2 separate regions of the Homo sapiens genome follow, and region 2 is linked to region 1. Evidence: read pairs that join two places in POLR2A ChIA-PET (ENCODE). Cell type or tissue: PC-9. All regions are shown on one strand.

Region 1 (8,000 bases):
CAGAAAAGCTGGGAGTTCAAATATGGGTAAAGAGGAGGGAGGAAGTTTGCTATATAATTAATAAGTAATTAAAAATAAAGGAGACTTTTATGAATCATGTGAGAGAAAATCATGGAATACTTCAGAATCACAATTTTAGAACTTAGCTTATGAATGGATCCATAAACTGAAAGACTCAAATGAAAATGGAAATACTCAGTCAATCATTGGATCACTGGTATTGTGGTATGCTTTACAGTTGACAGTATTAGAGTTTGGTTCAGGAACTGGAAATCACTTAGGTATTTTAAGCAGGAAAGAAATCAGATCAATAATTATAAATTGTGTAAAATCCTTGGAAGAACTGGAGACCTGAAGGCAGGGCTGGGCCTCCAGGTCTGACCTTTGCTAGATTCAGGAAGATGGAGAATCAAGGATAGCTGATGAAGCTCTAGAGTTTAAAGAAAAGGAAAAAATGCTTCCACTGCTGTGCCGCAAGGATTAAAAAGCAACTGCCAGAGTAACTCCCTCAGGAATGGAGCACTTACCCCATGAGACCAGCTGCCTCCTCAGGACAATTTCTTCCTGACACCTTTGAAACTTACGGATGAGTTTTTCTGCTACGCACGAACTCTACTTCTCAGCTCCGCCTGCTAGCAGAACACAACATCGAGCAACCAAGAGATGGTCTCTGGCTCCTTTCTGGATTCCTAAGCTCTGGCATCCACATTGGCATCCACAATAAGTTCAAAAAATTGAACTTATTTTAAATACATAATGATAGATGAATGAGAGCCTGGGTATCGTAGTTTGGTCTTCAAGCCTTTGCAATACAGAAAGGCCCACTTTCAGAAAGCCAGCAAGTTGGATATTTGCACCAGTCAACCACATTCATTATTATTTACAAAGTCTTTTCATGGTCACAGTGCTACATACTCTTCATAAAAACAAATTCGAATAGATGGTGTTATTCCCATTTTACAGAGGAGGAAATTTACAGGTTGAAGTTGTACCATGTCTAAAATTACATATGAGGCCAGGCCTGGTGGCTCCTGCCTATAATCCTAAGCCCTTTGGGATGCCAGGGTAAGAGGATCACTTGAGGCCAGGAGTTTGAAACTAGCCCAGGCAACATAGTGAGGCCCCCGTCTCTACAAAAAAATTTTTAAAAAGAAATTAGCTGGGAGTGGTGGTGTGTGCCAGCAGTCCTAGCTACTTAGAAAGCTGAGATGGAAGGATTGCTTGAGTCCAGGAGTTTGAGGTTACGAATCTCTTCATAGACTGCTGTGATTACATAGTTATGATTGCACCACTGCACTCCCGCCTGGGTAACAGAGTGAGACCCTATCTCTGAAATAAAAGTAAAATAAAATAACTTGAAATAAGGTGCTAGAATCAGTAACTTAATAACACAAATTTGCTTTGAAATCCTCCTATTACTACTACACTGCTTCTACATGTATTTGCTAAGTAAAGCCAGTATGTTTCTTGGTTATCAAACATCTAAAAAGAAAACTTCAGGCCAAGTGCAGTGGCTCACGCCTGTAATCTCAACACTTTGGGAGGCTGAGGGAGGAGGATTGCATGAGCCCAGGAGTTTGAGACCAGCCTGGGCAATATAGTGAGACTTCATCTCTACCAAAAAAAAAAAAAAAAAACAAGCAAAAAAACTTAGCCAATCATGGTAGCATGATCCTGTAGTCCCAGCTACTTGGGAAGCTGAAGTGGAAGGATCACTCGAGCCCAGGAGGCAGAGGTTGCAGTAAGCTGAGATTGCACCACTTCATTCCAGCCTGAACGACAGAGCAAGACTCTTTCTCAAAAAAACAAAACAAAAAAGAAACAGATCTATTTAGTTAAAACGTAACAAAGGAAGACGATTACCATGGTTGAATGTTGGTGTACCCCCATAATTTATATGTTAATCCTAACCCCCAATGTAATGGTATTTGAAGGTAGGGCCTTTGGGTGATGATTAGGTCATGAGAGTGACGCCCTTATGATAAGGATCCGTGACCTTATAAAAGGGACTCCAGAGAGCTAGTTAGTTCCTTCTGCCATGTGAGGACACATCTAGAAGTACCAGAAAGTGGGCCCTCGCCAGACACTAAATTTGCTGGAACCTTAATCTTAGACTTCCCAACCTCCAGAACTGTGAGGAATACATTTCTGTTGTTTACAAGCTACTCAGTTTATGGTACTTTGTTATTGTAGCCCAAATGGACTGAGACAACCATCCAGTAAAAAACAGCATCTACCTCTATAATAAATATAAAAAGTTATATTCTAAAATGGAATAACAATGGGTTTATTGAATCAAAGACATTGATTGCCTAAAATTCATTACCCAAAGAGGTAGTTGGGTATCAAAATTCCTGATATAGGGGAAATGTTCACTGTATAATAGCTTTAAATGACAGAAATTATGGAATGCTATACAGTGTTCTTATTATTTGTTAATTTTTAAAAAGATTCAACATTAATGTTTTTCTTGGAGACAGGGTTTCGCTCTGTTGTCCAGGATGCAGTACAGTAGCATGGTCGTGGCTCACAGAAACCTTGAACTCCTGGGCTCAATCAATCCTCCCACTTCAGCCTCCCAAGTAGCTGGGACCACAGGGGTGCATTACTATGCCTAGCTAATCTATTTTTGTAAAGGCAGGATCTCCCTATATTGCCAGGCTGGTCTTGAACTCCTGGGCCACTGTACAGTATTATCTTAGCTTAGAAAAAATATATGAAGACTACATCAAAATTAAATAGGTAACTCTGGATGATGGCATTTTGAGTGCCTTTATTTTTTTCATTACTCCATCTTCCAAACTATCATATTTGAATTTTTTAAAGCAATAAATAGTACCCTTAAGAAAAAGTAAAAACTTTTTTAAGAGAATTAAAGCATTTAGAAATAATAGCCAAAGGGCAAGCATAGATAGAGGTATGGTAGGTAGGTTATCAAAATAAAAATAGTTGAAGATAAAGTTTTTAAAAGTGTGATTCATATTAAGAAGGAAAGGAGAAAATGTTCTCAACCGTCTCCGCATGTTTTTTAAGCAAAATCCTAGGACTATTAAAGATTCTTGACACATACAGGAGAGTCAGATTGTATTTCAAATAGATTTATTTTCTTTTTAAATCATGAAATATCACTTATATTTATTAGTTTAAAAATCCATTTTATAAACACAAATTCTCTGATAATTAATAAAACTAAAGCTATACATGAGCTATAGACAGTGTTTGTCCTCAGTGAATATCTTAATTGACTCATTTTGTTGTTGTTGTTTTAGCAACAGTGTCTTATTCTGTCACCTAGGCTGCAGTGCAGTGGGGTGATCATAGCTAACTGCAACCTCAAACTCCTGGGTTCAAACACTCCTCCCACTCTAGCCTCTGGAGGAACTGGGACTATAGGCACGCGCCACCAGGCCCAGCTAGTTTTTCAATTTCCTGTAGAATTGAGGTCTTGCTCTGTTGGCCAGGCTGATTCGGAACTCCTGGCATCAAGCAATCGTCTCTCCTCGGCCTTCCAAAATGCTGGGATTACAGGCATAAGCCACCATGCCAACTGGCTTATTTATTCTTAATCTTAAATTTATTGAGTATATAATCATTCAAACAATTTTAAAATCATATTCACTCTTGAATTTTTAAAACATCTGCCACAGGTGGGAGAAATGTAATCCAGCTTCTCATTTTCCAAACCCATTGTAATTTAGCCTCTAAAATAAAACCCTTAAAAATCTGAACAAGTAATCAGTATTGCTTAACTGAAAAATGATTGTCATGATTAGTTATTGAATAAGTTTCATTTGTATTTGTTTGGTATTGGTTTCGCTCACTGGATGAGATTATTTAGTAAGCAAATAAAACTTTGAAATTTTTACAACTGTTGGTGAAATCTCTTTATAGATTGTGAAACATCTGTTTAATTCTCATTTGGTGGTATAAGGTACTCAAAGATGAATCAGTAACAAGGAATTCTTTACTCATGTTTTAACTTCTAACAAAACAAAATTGTGTAACCATCCAAGAGGAATCTAGAAATACTTGTTGAATTAATATGTCTATAGATCACCAACATTAATGATTTCTGTATAGTCTGGTTATGAGGCTACCCTATGTTTTCATCATCTGGATTTTTTCTTTCTAACTTCAAATATTATTTTTGAAATAAACCTCAGATGCTAAAGTGAATAAAATAAATAAAATAAAAGTGAAACCCTGTACATTTGAAGTACAGAACTTTATCTTAAATACATAGAAATGATACCTTTGTTTTAATGCCAATAAACTAGAACTAGAATAACACATTTATTTTCTTCTGGATTTTGAAACACTACACACACACACACACACACACACACACAAATACACACACACATGCATATAAATAACTCTGGCTCAGATAATGTGATTTTTAAAAGCATGCCAATTTGGTTGTGAATTATTACACCAGTAAGATATAATTAGAGAATCATTTATTTCCTTCATAAGTATACTGACATTAATAACGCTACTCCTCAAATGACCTTTCAGACTTCACCTCTGGACCACAGCCCATCATGCTTTGCATTGTGTTATTGATACACTGGTACTAAATTAAACTCAGATTTAAGGAGCTATCTTGAAGAAATCGGCAAATACTGTACGTGAATACAAACTTGAATATCCATGGATAATTTATAGCTTCTTACGTCAAATGTTGATGGAAAGCATTTGAGAATAGATTGTGGATTAAGCAGGGATGACATTTCAAGTGGACTGAATGGGGATTAGCTGCTACTGTTCTGGAATCTCAGGCCTATGGAATGCTAGCCTGCTAGACTGTTCCACTCACACATACTAGCTCAACAACAGATCTCGTAGCTATCGGTGCCACTCATCCCCAATAGCCGATGCCCTTCTAGTGGCATCTCCATCTCTGTTTCCCAATTGCTCACTTTTTCTCCCCAAAATATATTCCGATCCTTTTCAAAAATAATTCTGTATTTTCCCAAGCTTAGCGGTCTCCTCTCTGACTTCTCTATTCAGACATTACTGTATTCTATATGTCTATTCAGAAATATATTCTCTATTTAGACATTAGCCCAGACATTCTTGGTAAATGATTTGTAGTCTCTATTACTACTATTAGTGACAGCATTGAAAATCTAGTTGGCCACAGAAGGCACTCATACCATAGTCAACACTGCATCAGTACTCACGTCATTTATTGTACTTAACTATCTGGGCTCATTTTTTGCCATCACTCTCCACCGCCAACCTCCCCCAAGTTATGAACAGACTGTATTTGCAAGTAGTCTTTATGTATTTAGGGAAAGCAAGCAGATTTGACTATTGCCCAAAAAAAGTACTGTAATGCTAATCTACTATGAAATTATGTCATGACCAACACAGAGAATACAGGGATTCCTTTATTCATTGTTTTGGGGAAAACCTATATTTGTTTAGAATCATGAAATTTTCATATTGGGAAAGAAGTTGTTCCTTATGTGGTCATAATTAAGAGATGTCAGTATTAAGGGACCCAGACACAGGGATGTTCATGTGAATTTGAATCAGGTAATGGGCATAGGCAGATGTATACTAAATAAAGAATTTAATTTTGGTTAACAGTCACTAAGTACATCTTCCTTAACTTTTCCCTCATTTTTTTCTCATTTATTTAAATTGTCCTATCTTAAAAACCCAAAGTGGCAGCTGGGTGCAGTGGCTCACGCCTGTAATCCCAGCACTTTGGGAGACTGAGGCGGGTGGATCACCTGAGGTCAGGAGTTCAAGACCAGCCTGACCAACACTGAGAAACCTTGTCTCTACTAAAAACACAAAATTAGCTGGGCGTAGTAGCGCATGCCTGTAATCCCAGCTACTCGGGAGGCTGAGGCAGGAGAATCGCTTGAACCCGGGAGGCGGAGGTTGTGTTGTGCCGAGATCATGCCATTGCCATTGCATTCCAGCCTGGGCAACAAGAGCGAAACTCCATCTCAAAAAAAAAAAAAACAAAAAAACACCAAAGTGGCTAGTGGGATATGATCAGGGAGTGGTGAGATGGGAGAAGAGAGTGGATTTTGACAGGTTTTTGTGGATTATGAGAAGTGGTAGAAGAATTGAAGCTTCTGCTGTCCCTGTCAGACCAAAGGAGTAGGAGGAGTTCCTGCTGTGAACTGAGAAGCTGGTGATGTTATCTCAAACGCAGCCAAGCTCTTTCCAAAGTAAGAATCAGTAACTGTTTATATAAAGGGCAGGATTGCCCAACTGCAATCTGTTTGTGAGATGGGTGTTAAAATGCTTTGGGGCACCTCCCACTACTCCTGATTATAGGGAATTAGGTTAGCATTGTTGAGGGTAAGGGTTTGAGGACGGTGCTTGACACCTACCTCCCCACACCTTTCAGAGGTGTATATCAGTAATACAGAGGAACTGTCAAAAATACAAGAAATCAACTAAATCAATTACGATCCTGAAGTTGCATTGTTATGTGCTTACTAACAGTGAGAACATTTTGTTGGAAAAAATAGTATAAAGTATACTAACCTAAAAATGCTATTAACACTTTGATCCAGAGATGATACAAAAATATTTTACAACTGGTATGGCATAAACAATGACCTATTAAAATGAGCACAGACCAGACTGTTGGGAAAAGGGCTCTAGAGGTCTGCTGATACAGGGAAGGGGCTGAGATGAACAAGGTGTTAACATGTACTTCACTCTTTAACAACTGGCACAGACGAAACCTTGTGTATACTACCCGAATATTAGCCCTGCCTTTTCCTAATTTGTGTATACTACCTGAATATTAACCCTGTGGATGATATTACCAATCCCACCACTCTTGGTCTCTAACAGCCTGATGTTCTGCCTAATATTGAAAAGGACTTGCTTATTCACAATGGCACATGACTTTGCATCTCTTGCTGTATACGTTTTTTTTTTATTTATTTATTTTTTGTTTTTCTTTTTGAGATGGAGTCTCGCCCTGTCACCCAGGCTGGAGTGCAGTGGCACAATCTTGGCTCACTACAACCTCCGCCTCCTGGGTTCAAGTGGTTCTCGTGCCTCAGCTACCAAGTAGCTGGGATTACAGGCGCATGCCACCACGCCTGGCTAAGTTTTGTACTTTTAGTAGAGACGGGGTTTTGCCATGTGCCCAGGCTGGTCTCGAACTCCTGACCTCAGGTGATCTGCCCACCTCGGCCTCCCAAAGTTCTGGGATTGCAGGCATGAGCCACCATGCCCGGTCTTGCATATATATTTTACTGCACTTCAATCATTTAGCATTTTAACATTGACTTGTTATGGTTTCTTTACCAGAAATTTTGATTCATATGAAAATAATGTCAAAACAAATTCTGTTGTTTTTCACAAAAATTCTGAGTTTGGCTGCCATATTAATCAAGGGTAATAATGTGTGAAATAGTGGAATATTTCATTGAATGTTCGGTCAGCATACAGCTACTGCCACTATAAATTTAGATAATAATAAAATCTCATGTCGACTGTGTATCAAAATTTATCAGTAAACGGCAAATGGTTAAAACAGCCATGAGTTTTTAAAGAGTATTGGTATTAAAATTTGCGATTCTTAGGATGTTTTATATATGTCTTATTCTACATATGTCAAACGGTTAGATATGCCTTCTTAAGTTCAGCTGGGTATGGTTTTTATGTGATTACTTCAGCTAATCTACTGTTGAATGTAGTGATTGTGGTAAAATCATACCTAAGAATTTATCAACAAATAGCGGCAAGTAACAAGTAGGTAAATAACTATAGGAATTATGTTTATATGCCAATGCTTAGTAAATCTTTTTGAAGTTAAGCTTTGAATTTTACACATTGCTGTATTAAACAACTCCAACTATTTTGACTTTAAAAAGTGCAAAAAATTGTTTATAAGAAATTAATGCCTTCCTAAATATTTTTATATGATTGAAATTGTAAAGGGTAAAAGTATAAGTAATGCAGAATTATTTCTGAGAACTCTAAGAAGAAATCTAAATACAATAGTAATAAGA
Region 2 (8,000 bases), 62 kb before region 1:
TACTCTACTTAAAATGTTTTGGTACATCTTCCTGTTTAATTCATTTCTCTGAGTCCCAATATGTCAGAACAAGATGTCCTCCTTCTTTCATTTTGGGGGACCCAATTTTTATTTCTGTAATTTTAATTATCACTTGTCTACCCTCTTCTTTACAGTGTTTTTACATGTGGGCCACTTTGTTAAGTGACTAAGCAAAGCCTGAGCCACCAGATGCTGACTTGCAGGAAAAAAATGAACTTAATGTACTCCAGTAAATCCAGTGGTAAAATTTGCCACAGCCAGGTCTTATAGTACAACATATTAAACAGGAATCTGTGTCTAAGATATTCAAAATTATTTTAAATTTTTAGTAAAATCAGCAGAGAATAACCATGAAATAAAAAAAAAATGGAAGCAAATATAACCACATCATAAACAAAATGTACTCTTCCTCCAAACCTTCCATGGTAATTAATTTTATGTGTCATCTTAACTAGATTATGGTGCCCAGTTGGTTGGTAAAACCCTAGTCTACACATTGCTGCACAGTATTTTTTAGATGTGATTAACATCTACAATTGGCTGGCTTTAAGTAAAGCAGATTACACTCCATAATGTGAGTGGGCCTCATCCAATCAGTTGAAGGCCTTGAGAGTAGAGACTGAGGTTTCCCAAAGTAGAAGAATTCTGTCTCCAGATTGTCACAAGGAAATTCTGCCTGAGTTTCCACCCTGAGTTTCCACCCTTCAGACTCAAGAATGCAATATCAACTCTTATCTGAAATCTGAGTCCAGTTTTTCTGCCTGCCCCATGAATTTCAGGCTTGCCAGTCCCAATAATTGAGTCAATTCTTTAAAATAGATCTCTCTCTCTCAATCTCTCTCTCAATCTCTCTCTCTCTCTCTCTCTCTCTCTCTCTCTCGTGTGTGTGTGTGTCTGTGTGTGTGTGTGTGTGTGTGTGTGTGTGTGTGTGTGTTTCCCTGGAGAACCCTGACTAATTCTTACACCTTCCAAGGAAGGAATAAGTTTCCAATGGTTATTTGTAACATTCCATGTAAATATCTGAATGCATCTAACATACATGTAGAGTAGTATTTTTAATATTGCCTTTGCATTTTGTTTAAAACCAAATGGATAGTAGCCACTTATAACCCATTTATTATGTATAGCTGTTTTAATACTTTCCAGGAGGTTATGTTCTTTTGACCCTCTGAGGTTTCTTCCCATAGTTTCACCCTACTTTTGCTTTCATTCTAATCCTTAAAAGAGCATGAAAGCTTATTCTTTTCCTCCCTGAGTAAATAAAACCAATATAGTTATGTCATCTTGTGGCCCTTTGTGTATTTTAGGCCAATTTTTTTTTCCTTTCATGAAAGCAACTATTGACACAAAACTATTTAAACAACTATTATTTACATCTATAGGAAAAAATACTACTGATTTTTATAAAACAGTTGCCAGAGAATTATGATTAAGGGCAATTTACGAAAGGCATGAGTGTTACGGCCATTGCTCAGGGCAACAACTAGTTGGGAAGAAACAAAAATAATTTGTTACAAAAGAAAAGTGAGTTAGTAATGGAAAAGTCTAGAAGATAAGTGTTTGATGAGTATATGAAGACTAATTTTGACATTTTCATTCTCAGCTTCTTGTAAGTAGGAGAAAAGAGTTCAGTTTTAGACAATCAAATGGAAAATTCTAAAAGGTACATTTAAGAATTTCTTAATCTTTTCTCATAATCTAATCAGACTGACTATATCACAAATAGTTGTCATGGAAAAGAAAAAAGTGTAGGCAGCTAAGGGAAGGAGATAGAGGAAACAAAAAAAGAACAGTTGATAAAATATCCAAAATTGCATAATACATTAAACTTATAATTTTTCAAATGTCTTTATATAGTCACTTGGAGATGATGATTAACTGTATTAGTTTCTTCAAAACACACTTGGGAAGGTTTTAACGAAGTTATATAAGTACCAGTGTTCACAGTATGGCAGGAGAATTTTATCTTAGCAACTGGTATTAGTGATCTAAAAATGTTTCGCCCTTCTATGAGCACCCTAAAATCTGTTCTTACACACACCCTCCAGATTTTTTCCAACTTAAATTAGCAAGTCTTTGACTCTTTTTATGTATATGACATCAACCAAACTTGCAAGTTTTTAATTTGTAGTTTATTCCCTTTGCTATACTGACACCAAACTCTAGTGACAGGTGTGGACAAAGTAGGGATAAGAGAGACGTGTGGGTAATGGACTGTTTCTTTAAGGAAATCACTATGGTGAGGCGGCAACAAAATAATCCTCAAGCAATGGAGAAAGAACTCTCAGACAAGAAAAAGAAATCTGCTTTTGAAGGTAGGAGATGCTTCATGGAAGGTGGGCGAAAACCACCTATAGATCTGATTTCTGGTTCTTGAATTTAGATATTTGGGTTTAAAATTCCCTCCCTTTACACCATCTAATTCTACTAGAGTCATGCCACCATACAGGTCTTCCATTTTTGCTACCATACTTTGGTGGCAACAATGCTGTCTCCCAAACTTTGTTCCCAAGGGCACACAGGATGACATAATTAGCAGTACACAGGATGACTTAATTAGCAGTTTTCACAACTCTTTGTCATGGATTACTGAATTCCAAAACCAAAATATTAGGGAACTTCAACTAGATGCATTCAGACCAGACAACCAATCCCATTTTCTCCATATTTTCCCAGGGATATTTAGTTTGTGTCTATCTGCTTTGCTTTCTGTATCAATTAAGAGGTTGTTTTGCAATAAGTAACAGAAACATACTGTGGATAGCTTAAATACGTATACTTTAAGGATATCAAGAGCTCACTATATTAATAGAAGGCTTGTCTGAAGCAGCATCTCTTAGCATCTCATCTGGCCCAGATGTGGGCACTGCTGTTGAGAATGAATTGCTATCGTTCTTGTATGCACCACGAAGTAAAGATTCCAAACCATGTGTGGAAAATCCAGTTGAGAGAACTAAATCATCGTAACTGCTTGGCCGCCAGGCTGTTCCTTATCCTCTTTGCCCTTTGCAGTGGGAAATAAGATACTGCCTTCCAAAAGGAATCATCACGGTGGGAAATTACCTGCAAATAGGACACCACGCCAGCTCAAAATACAAGTGGGTACTGAGGTTCCTTATCCTTAGATGTTGCTATCCTTATACTCAGCATAATCTTCACCATTGACTAAAATGCCCTCTAATGTAGATAACTTGTATTTGCCTCTTAGAGAACTCTGAACTGCTGCCACCTTGAACATGTCTTGGCTTCTTTTTTCCCCCTAGTAAGGATCAAAAGCAAGTTTTTTTTCATTGTAATTGTTCAGTCATCGTCAATCTATTAACTTGTGTTGATTTGCAAGGCGGCAGCCAAATGACTGTCACAATAACAAAAGCCAAGTCTCCTTTGATTGTAGAATCATCAATAATATTTATTCACTTGTCTCTGGCATGAGACAATTACTTTTCTGCTCCAGAAAGGCCGTTTTAATTGAACTTGTATTTCCTGCTTCCCAGGCATTTTGAGTAGGAAGAGGGCAGACCTCCTCACCATCTAATGCAATTGTTTTGCATCATCTTAATTTGAGTGGAGGCTGACATTCCTGAATTCCTGACTACATGCCAAGCTGTGGGGTGTGGCAAACAGCTCAGTTGTTTTAATTCCAGAAACTGAGTGATGACATTTTGCTAAGCTTCTGTCATATACGCCCTCATGAAGGGTGGGAAAATTTTGAACTCTGGGCTTCAGTTTATGTGTTATGTTTAGTAAGTGTGTAAGTAACTAAAGCACCTTTGTTTACTTGGTTTTGACATTTGGAGAATGAGGTTTTCTCACCACAAGATAGAATACCAAGTGAATCTTGTTCTTCACACGTTCCTGATAAAGATGAAGAAACAAATGATTGAGAAGTTAAATGATAATTAAAAAAATGTGGTAAATACCAAATGAATAGTGTAGGCAGAAAAGGGAATAAGAAAGAACTTTGGTGACGGTCATGGCAGCGGGAATGGTGGGCTATCCCTTTACCCCAAGTTCTGCATCACAGAGAACAGGTTTAATTTTTTCTATGTTCAGATAAAAATCAACCAAAAAATTCTTTTAATTTGTACTACTGCTAGGTAAATATTTCTGCCTACATTCCCCTAGGAGAAGATACTAATGCGTAAACTTATTCCACTACTACCCCAAATAACTGTTCAAACCCAAAGTAAAGACTTGGACCCCAAGCCTGAATCTGGTACATGTGATCCCTAGGTTGCCAGCCTTAAATATGTATAACTTTGCATTGAACCCAAGGTTAGATCTTGGGGGGGAAATCTTTGAGTTGCTATGTCCAAGGGAAAATGTCTATGAATGTGACCTGGGGCATCATGTCTTTTTGCCCAGACCCTGAGAGGACCTGCATCTGTTTTCAGACCAACTTCCATCTGGAACTTAATATCCGTACAAAATGGATGATTTTAGGGGACTGCCTGTGGCTTAGGCAGAATTGTAGAGTCAAACAGAGAAAGAAATCATCTTTTTAATAAACTGGTGCTATAGGATTTTCCAGTTTAAACTCCAGTTACCCTTCCTTTATCCCTCCTGAATTGGTTTTATAAGTTTAAAAGAACAGACAATGAAGTCCTGTCAGACTGGTTCACACAAACTCCACAGCACCTGACAGGTTTGAAAAACACTAACATTTGAGTATTCCCAAGTGTCACACACTATCTGCACATATTCTGGGTATATGAGTATGGAAAGGAAGGGACTTCTCCAAAATATTTTACAAACCCTGAATTCCTCTAATGGGGTTAGAAACTCCTTTCCTAAATCACAACTTCAAGAAAAAAACTTCTGGAATCCTACAATATAGTATCACCTCTAAATTTTTTCTGTCAAATCCACAGTACAATAAAGACTTCATAAATAAAACTTATAAATAAAATTTATAAATAAAACTTATAAATAAAATTCATTTATAAATAAATAAAATTTACAAATAAAATTTACAAATAAATTTATTTATAAATAAATTTACAAATAAAATTAATAAATAAATTTATTTATAAATAAAATTATTTATATGTACATAACATTTATAAATAAAATTTATGTATTTATAAATAAAATTTATGTATTTATAATAAAATAAAATTTATTTATTCATAAATAAAATAAAATTTGTAAGTAAAACTTATTTATTCATAAATAAAATAAATAAAAGAGTAGATGGGACTACAGGCCCAGATAATTGTTTTTTTTTTTGGTAGAGACGAGGTTTCACCATGTTGGTCAGGCTGGTTTTGAACTTTTGACCTCAAGTGATCTGCCTGCGTCAGCCTCCCAAAGTGCTGGGATTACAGGTGTGAGCCATGGCTCCTGGCAAGTCTTGCCTTTAAACATAAAATGCCAAGGAGTAACAAAGTGAAGGAAACAGACTTCCCAGAATTTTTGGTGCTATTCTTTGATAGCAATGGCACTAGTAAGAGGAGAAACCTACACTGTATTTTCTTTGTCCCTGATTGCCATGGAGTAGGTCATCCAGGGGAGGGGGTAGTGTGGTCTTTTGGAAGAATATGAAAAGGGGAGTTAGAAAGAAGAACGAAGGAGGTATGGTTTGTGATATGATCTTGCCCTTCTCAAGTAATTAGAAATTTGAAGGTGCTTGAGAGTATCAAATGTTACTAAATTGTACACATATTTCTAATTCCTTACTCCTAAAACATCACTTAATAAAATTCACTTAAAAAAAAAAACCTCTCATCAGAGGTGTCTAGTTTTTGATTTAACAGCAGGTGAGGATCTTAGAGGTTGCCGCCCCATTCTAGCAAGTAAAAAGTTAAACAGCCTGAAAAAATCAGCAACTCTTGTCAGGTCTGTAAGCAAAGTGAGGTCCCAGAGCAAATCGCTAATCCTAAAATTGGAGAGATGGACAAGTGACTACAGAGAAGCACAGCTTACCAGAGCAAAAATCTCCCTGGAAACCAGTAGGAAAACCTGAACTGTAATTTATGGATTGCTGAAGGCTCAGTATGGACAAGTCTGATAGATAAAATCTCTAGGGGAACCCAATCATTGTGGGGTCCCCATAATTTTGTGAGTTTTGCCTCCTGGAGTCCTAACAGGTTCTCTCAGTGAACAGTGAAGAAAAATCTCATTCTTCCAGCACAGGGAGGGGAAAAGATCTCACCTTGAAATACACCAGAGCATTCTGTTCTACTTAACAAGGTTGCCCTCAGGAGAAGCTATTTAACCAGAGCCTAACTTAATGTGGTTTTCTCAGAGTCTGCGTGTCCTGGTAAAAGAGAAATACCCAATCCCAGTCCCCTCTGGCTTCCAGATAGGGAAAGAGAAACCCAACTCCAGCCCAGTCCAGCCATCGTGCCTCATGAGAAAGGGAAGGGGACTGAAAAGCCCTTGTGAAGTTCACAGTCCAGGTAAAAGCTCAATAAACACTGACACCTATTCATGAGACCATAGGACACTTCTCCTCCTTTCACATCTTTCCACCATGTTACTAAAGTCCTGTTCACAGTAGTTTCTTTAACTCTATCCATCGTGTCCAGCTATCAAGAAAAAAATTACAAGCTGTCCTAAAAGACAAAAAGCATAATTTGAAGGGACAGAGGAAGTATTAGAACCAGACTCAGATATGGCCAGGATGTTAGAATTATCAGATCAATGATTTTAAACAACAATAAATAATGTGCTAAGGGATCTAATGGATAAAGTAAATAGTATGCAGGGACAGACAGATGATGTAATCAGAGAGATGGAAATTCCAAAAAAAGACCAAAAAGAAATATCAGTGATCAATCATACTATAACAGAATTGAAGAATGTATTTGATGGGCTTATTAGTAGACTAAAATTGGCCGTAGAAAAATCTTTGAGCCTGTGGATATCTCAATAGAAACCTCCAAAACAGAAAATCAAAGAAAAGAAAAACTGACAGGAACAGAACAGAATATCCAAGGGCTAGGAAAACTACAAAAGGTGTAACATGTGTGTAATGCAAATACCAGAAGAATAAGAAAGAGAGAAAGGGACAGAATAAGTATTTGAAATAATAATGACTGAAAATTTCCCCAAATTAATATCAGACACTAAACCCACCAATCCAGGAAGCTCTGAGAACACTAAGGAAGATAAATACACCCCCCCCCGCCAAAAAGTACACTTAGGTATATCATTTTAAAACTATAGAAAAATCAAAGATAAAGAAAAAATCCCAGAAGAAGCCAAAAGAACAGAAAACCTTACCCACAGAGAAGGAAAGATAAGAATTACATCCACCTTCTCCTCAGAAACCATGCAAGAAAAAAAAGAGTAGAGTGAAATATTTAACATGTTCAGGGGGAAAAAAAGCAACCGAACTAGAACTCCGTGAAATTATCTTCAAAAGTGAATGAGAAATAAAAACTTTCTCAGACAAACAAAAATTGAAGGAATGTGTTTCCAATAGACGTATGTAGCAAGAAATGTTAAGAGGTTTTTTTAGCAAGAAGAAAAAATATATAGGTCAGAAACTCAGATCTACATAAAGGAAAAGCATAGGAAAAGGAATAAATGAAAGTAAAATTAAAATTTTTAATTTTTTCATTCTTAATTGATCTAAAGGATAACAGTTTTTAAGATAATAACAATAATATGTATGTGTGTATACATGTGCTTATTTATGCTCATGTATAAATTAAATGAAATACAGCAATCAGACAAAGGATAGGAGGAAAGAATTAAGATTATTTTGTTATTATAAGGTACTATACATACTACCCATAATAAATGGTATAGTCTTATTAAAGTAGATTTGAATTAGTTATAAATGCATATGGCAAACTTCAGGGAAACTACCTTTAAAAAAGTATAACTGATGATCTAGGAAAGGAGAAAAAATAAAATCATATAAAATTCACAATTAAAATGTTAAAAGACAGAACAATAGTGTGCTATAGATTGAATGTTTGTCCCCCTCCAAAACTTATTTAGAGATTGAATTGCCAATGTAATGGTAT

The links. ChIA-PET counts read pairs that join two places held together with the same protein. Peaks named below come from ENCODE experiments on the same cell type or tissue, not always from the same donor. Only the 100,000 strongest peaks of a DNase experiment are listed, where the experiment ranks them.
Region 2: POLR2A ChIA-PET joins it to region 1 with 6 read pairs; 4 of 35 experiments call an interaction of 5 or more read pairs at or near these places.

The regions. Positions count from the first base shown.
Region 1 is chr21:15,663,250-15,671,249 of GRCh38, forward strand. No RefSeq gene overlaps it. Among named protein-coding and RNA genes, the nearest start is that of USP25, 63 kb to the right of the region's middle. In PC-9, no CTCF peak of the experiment used is centred here; a DNase peak (open chromatin) is centred at 3,962; H3K27ac peaks cover 905 bases.
Region 2 is chr21:15,600,998-15,608,997 of GRCh38, forward strand. All of the region lies in intron 1 of LOC105369302 (a long non-coding RNA gene), which reads right to left. Among named protein-coding and RNA genes, the nearest start is that of USP25, 120 kb to the right of the region's middle. In PC-9, no CTCF peak of the experiment used is centred here; a DNase peak (open chromatin) is centred at 3,634; H3K27ac peaks cover 996 bases.